Linked DNA regions of Homo sapiens: region 2 is linked to region 1. The links are chromatin loops, found by intact Hi-C in ENCODE. Cell type or tissue: endothelial cell of umbilical vein. All regions are shown on one strand. Links, peaks and the distances in the headings refer to the core of each region. The heading gives the core; the rest is flanking DNA.

The links. A loop is a pair of places that touch in the nucleus more often than their neighbours do. Peaks named below come from ENCODE experiments on the same cell type or tissue, not always from the same donor. Only the 100,000 strongest peaks of a DNase experiment are listed, where the experiment ranks them.
Region 2: a loop joins it to region 1, with 3 times the contacts of the local background. A loop is called at or near these places in 34 of 110 quality-filtered maps.

Annotation. Positions count from the first base shown.
Region 1 is chr3:126,080,154-126,083,070 of GRCh38, reverse strand. All of the region lies in intron 1 of SLC41A3 (solute carrier family 41 member 3), which reads left to right. Among named protein-coding and RNA genes, the nearest start is that of SLC41A3, 2.5 kb to the left of the region's middle. In endothelial cell of umbilical vein, for the core only: a CTCF peak has its summit at 1,377; no DNase peak of the experiment used is centred there.
Region 2 is chr3:125,988,885-125,991,801 of GRCh38, reverse strand. It overlaps the pseudogene ALG1L1P. Among named protein-coding and RNA genes, the nearest start is that of ROPN1B, 21 kb to the right of the region's middle. In endothelial cell of umbilical vein, for the core only: no CTCF peak of the experiment used is centred there; a DNase peak (open chromatin) is centred at 1,331; H3K4me3 peaks cover 677 bases; H3K27me3 peaks cover 335 bases.

The DNA.
Region 1 (2,917 bases), core at 109-2,608:
GCCCTACACAGTAGGTAGTATTACCCCATTTCACAGATTAGGCAACAGAGGTACAGAAAGTTTAATTTTTCCAAGGTCACAGACCTAGAAAGGGGAGGAGCTGGGATTCCAACCTTGGGTTCCGGCTCCAGAACATTCCCACTGAGGCGAGGTCCCCTGTGAAGGTGGGGAGGGGTGAAGCCCAGAGGTCCTGGCGGCCTCCCTGCCAGGCAGAAACCATTAGTTCCAGAATCACGACCAGCCAGGTGCGTGGTCAGCAGTGGCCCTGCCTGCCTGCCTTTGGGCGAGCCCTGGTCTGTGTGAGCTGCTGGGTCCAGGTCCCCGGGCAGGATGTGTTCGCACTGGGGTGCTGACGGGGCGCCTAGAGGCCTGGGTCCAAGGCCAACCTCACAGGGTGACACAGGGATGCTTCTGGGTGACAGAGTGTCCGTTTCCTCCTCAGTCTGATGGGGGCGGATACCCCCCAACCCCATGCTGGCAGCTGGGAGGGTGGGCAGCCTCACAGACTCAGGCGTGGCTCTGAACTGTGGCCCCAGGTGGTCCACAACCTGTCCTGCCCAGCCTAGCCCCTTTCAAGGCACAAGGGTCTCTGACCACTGCCCCATAGCAGGGTTTCTCGGCCTCCACACTACTGACATTTGGGGTGGGGCAGTTCTTTGTTTTGGGGGGCTGTCCTGTATCACCCCCTGTCGGGACAACCAAAACCATGTGCAGACATTGCCCAATGTCCTCTGTGGGGACCTTGGAGGCAATGCCTCCACTGGCATCTTCTGGCATCTTGGCTCCTCCCTGGGGCTCTGGGATTAGAGGTTTCCTGGCCCACAGCCCACTTTCCCACAGGAGCCTCCTCCAGCCTGTGCTTGGTTGTTCATCTGCACGAGCTGTCAGTGACACAGGGACATTGGAGCATGTTCTCCTTGCAAACACTCCAACATTCAGGTGGAGCTGAGGGGCCTTTGGCCATGTCCACAGCTGGGAGATCCCCCACCCTGCAAGGGGCACAGAGCAGGTGTGGTGCTGACACCAGCTGGGCCCTGCTCCCGGGTCACCCTGGCCAGGCCTTCCTCTGGCACCATGTGCAGGCACAGTGAGGGTGGACCAGGGCTGGGGCTCTCTAGGTACAGCTGCACACGTGTTCCCAGCATGAATCACGGATCAGGGCTGCGCCAGCACCTGCCGCTCTGGTGTTTGCTGTCACCAAGCACAGTGGCTGCGCACTCTTGGGTTAACCTCCTCAGGCACGCGTGTGAGTGACTCACCAAGACTGTGGCTGAGTGAGGATGTGTGGCCTGGAGTGGTCACTGCCCAGTTGCCTCTGGCAGAGGCAGACCCAGAGCCCTGTGGCTGTGTTCCAGGCCCTTCTCCCCACCCCTTGCCCTAGTGGTGGTGAGGTGAGGTGCATCACACCAGGTTCATTTATTTATATTAAAAAAATTTTATTGACACATAATAGATGTACATATTTTTGAGTTGCCTGTGATAATTTAACACGTTCATGTAACTTGTAAAGATCAAATCAGTGCAATATAGACATCCATCATTTTAGAGATTGGTCTTTTATTCCAGAAACATTTGAATTCTAGCTATTCCGAAATATAAAATAGATTATTGTAAACTATAGTCACTGTATTGATTCATCAAACACGATTTCTTATTTCTTCCATCAAACTGTGTATTTCTAGCCATTAACCATCCTCCCTTTTTCCCCCTGTCCCGCCACAGGCTTTGGTAACCATTGAACTTTCTACCTCCTTGAGATCCCCTCCTTCAGCGCTCACATATGAGTGAGGCCATGTGATGTTTGTCTTTCTGTCCACGGCTTATTTCACTGAATGTAATGACCTCCAGTTCCATCTATATTGTTGCAGATGACAGGATCTCATTCTTCTTTATGGCTGAATAGTACTCCATTGTGTATATGTACCGCATCTTCTTTATCCTTTCATCTGGTATGGAAACTTAGGTTGATCCATATCTTAGCTATTGTGAATAGTGCTGCAAGAAACATGGGGTACAGATATCTCTTCAATATCCTGGTTTCCTTTCTTTTGGATATGTACCCATTAGTGGGATTGCCGGATCATATGGTAGTTCTGTTTTTAGTTTGTTTTTTTTTTTCAGAGATGGAATCTCGCTCTGTTGCCCAGGCTAGAGTGCAGTGGCACAATCTCAGCTCACCACAACCTCCACCTCCTGGGTTCAAGTGACTCTCATGCCTCAGCCTCCCAAGTAGCTGGAACTACAGGCGTGTGTCACCACACCCAGCTAATTTTTTGTATTTTAGTAGAGATGGGGTTTTGGCATGTTGGCCAGGCTGGTCTCAAGCTCCTGGCCTCAAGTTATTCTCCCACCTTGGCCTCCCAAAGTGCTGGGATTACAGGCTTGAGCCACTGCATCTGGCTTGCTTTTAGTTTTTAAAGGAACTTCCATACTGTTCTCCATAGTGGCTGAACTAGTTTACATTCCCACTAACAGTGTACGAGGAACACTTTCTCCACATCCTTACCAGTGTCCATTATTCCCTGTCTTTTTTATAAAAGCCATTTAAAATGGGGTGGGATAATATCTCATTGTGGCTTTGACTTGCATTTCTCTCATGATTAGTGATGTTGAGTACTTTTTGCATATATGTGAGCCATTTATGTCTTCTTTTGAGAAATATCTATTCAGATCTTTTGGCCATATTTTAATTGGATTTTTTTTATATTGAGTTGTTTGAATTCCTGGTACTATATATTCTGGTTATTAATCCCTTGTGAGATGAGTGGTTTCAGATATTTTCTTCCATTCTGTGGGTTATTTTTTCACTTTGTTGTTTCCTTTGCTGTGCAGAAACTTTTTAGCTTGATGTAATCCCATTTGTCTATTTTTGCTTTGGTTGCCTGTGTTTTTGAGGTCTTACACAAAAAGTCTGCCC
Region 2 (2,917 bases), core at 202-2,701, 91 kb after region 1:
AAGGTTATTGGCAATTTAATAACTCTTGATACAAACTGCAAAGCTGCCCTCCAAAAGGAGTGTCCTGATCACAATACAGGAGAATCAGTTTGCTTTATTTTACACTTACTTCTATGGGGTTATTATCATTAAACTTTTAATTTTGCTATTTGAGAATCATATAAGCATTTCTTGGTAGTCATATCTCCTACCAAGAAGTACAAGATAATACTGCCCTTGTAGAATGACTTAGAGTGTACTAAGGTCTTTCATTTCCACTTAATCCATACCCTGTTATTATTTCTGTGAGGTAGGAACCTAAATTTCAGGAAAGTGGTTTGTTCAAAGTCATACATCTACTAGGTAAAATGTCTAAAAGAAGAATGGACTCTGGCATCAGCTTTGTGAGTCTGAATCTTGATTCCACAGCTGTGTAACCGTTAGGAAGTTATTTGAACCCTCCAGCCCTCAATTTCCTCATGTGTAAAAGACGGATAATGGTACCTACCTCATAAGGATATTGCGACTATGAAATGGGTTATTCTATGTAATACATAAAAGCACTTAAGAGTAGTATCTGCCACATAAGTCCTATCTAAATGTTAGCTGCTGTTATCATTAAGACGGTGGCAAACTACGTGTTTTCAAAGGAACTAAATTCTGTTGCATGTCTACGCCAATTGTGTGATGGATGTTTTTACCGGGTTCTCTCATTTAACCTTCCCAATTCTTTGAGACAGAATTTTATGCTTGTTTCTGCCTATTTTGCAGCTTAGGAATAGTAAGTTCCGAGAAGTAAAAAGTAGTGGAATCCCAATGTGCAAATACCTGAAGCTAAGAGAGCTTAAGTCACTGGACCCAGCGGCGAAGGCTGGGACTTGAACCCCGGCCTGACCCGAAAGCCGGCGCTCTAGAGGGCTACGACGATTTAAACAGAAACACATCTAGAGACCAAGCGGCTGTGTTACGAAGGTAAGATTAGGTGTTTCCTGCACCTCTGTCCCAGCACTTAAATGTCGCCGCACGGTCTCTTTTTTCGAGCAGAGTTTTACAAGTTTCTGGCCCGAAAACCCCCCTGTCCCTCTCCATCCCCACAGTGGACTCCTCAGGTCCTCAGCCCTCACCCGGCCCAGTTGAGATCCGGACATGACCATCTCTCGCAGCCTCAGAGAAGCCCAGACCGAGGTAAGTGAAGCCTCACAGAAAAAACAACCGCCGTGGGCTCCCGGACCTTCTTGGCCCGCCCCCCGAGCTTCCGCTTCCGGAAAGGATCACGCCGAAGGCCGCACTTCATAGTCTCCGACGCACCTCCAAACCCTTTCTCCTGCTCTAGGCCCAGCGCCTTGGACGTGCACAGTAGATCCCTCCCGGCTTCCCGGCTTCCCGTCTCGTCACCCTCTGGTAGGGGATGGGAGAAGCCAATAGCCGGCAAACGGGGCGGGGGCGAGGCATGGCTGGGGCGGGGCCGGGGCGGAGCCGCCGAGAAAAGGGTTAAGAAGCCGTTCCAGGGCTTGCGGTGGGGGTTCGGGACGAGGACCCGCCAGCGCCAGAGGAAGGGACAGGAGTAGGAGGCGGATAGGTTTCAGAAGGAATTGCGCGCAACTTTTTGGATTTTCGCTCTTTATTTTTAGTTTGGCATCGTGTGCCTTTTGGATGATTTTGTTCTTGATATTCTATAAAAATAAGACCTCCAGGTTGTTATCTTGCGTAGATGTGATGCCAATTTCAGAATTATTCCCTGTGGCCACTGATCTCAGAACGATGCTCGTTAGTTGGGATTTTGGGTTTACTTCCATGCGTACTTGTCTCCTCTTGTGTTGAGGTAATTACTTTTGATGAAGAATGACACAACATTCTTAGTATTGGCATGTGCACTCATTTTAATGAGGATTTTAGTCATTGGTTTTGGGGTTTAGGAATTGGGTTTTGGGTTGATGATTTAAATCAAGTTGAAGAGGGAGAACTCAGTTGATTCCATTTCAACTGTCGCCCAGGCTGGAGTGCTGTGGTGCCATCGCAGCTCAATGCAACCTTCGCCTCCCGGTTTCCAGCGGGATTCTCCTGCCTCAGCCTCCTGAGGAGCTGGGATTACAGATGCGCTCCACCACAGGCGGCTAATTTTTGTATTTTTAGTAGAGACGGGGTTTCACCATGTTGGCCAGTCTGGTCTCGAACTCCTGACCTCAGGTGATCTGCCCACTTTGGCCTCCCAAAGTGCTGGGATTACAGGCGTGAGCCACGATGCCCAGCCTCGTTTCTTTTTAATGGAGAAAAGAGCTACCCTTTAAAAATCTGTTACAATTAATGTCAAAGCCCAGGAACTAAAATATGTCCACCAATATATCACACACTTATCCTGAGTGATTTTAGGAAACTTGAGTATTTCACAGATTTAGTTTTGAATTAGATCAAACTGTGAAAACCTCTCCTTTCCTTCCCCAGCCCTCACATAACTTCATAACTTTCTAACATATTCACCTGAAATTAAGGGGTTTTTTTTTAGTTGTTGGTTTTTAAAAATTCATGTTGACTTTTCTTAATACATGTTTATTTTAGAAAATATAGATAAGCAAAAAAGGAAAAGACCACCCATAACCCCATTGCCCGTGAGTTATCACTCTGAACAGCTTGGTGCATTCCCTTCAAGATTTTTTCCACCTACGTATATATGTATAAATGTATTACAACAATATGAAATAATAGGTATTACTGTAACATGAGTGTTTTCTCTTAATATCTAATCAACATTGTTTCTCATTAATCTACAGTTATAAAATGGCTGCCTGGTGTTCCATGATTCATTTCCCTAGTGTTGGGAATGTTATGCCCCCACCCCACTTTTCATTTTGTTATTTGCTATTATAAATAATGTTGCAGTGAGCTGAGATCTGCAAATGAACTAGAGAGTGGAGAGCAGAGTATTCTAAAGATGTGGAGA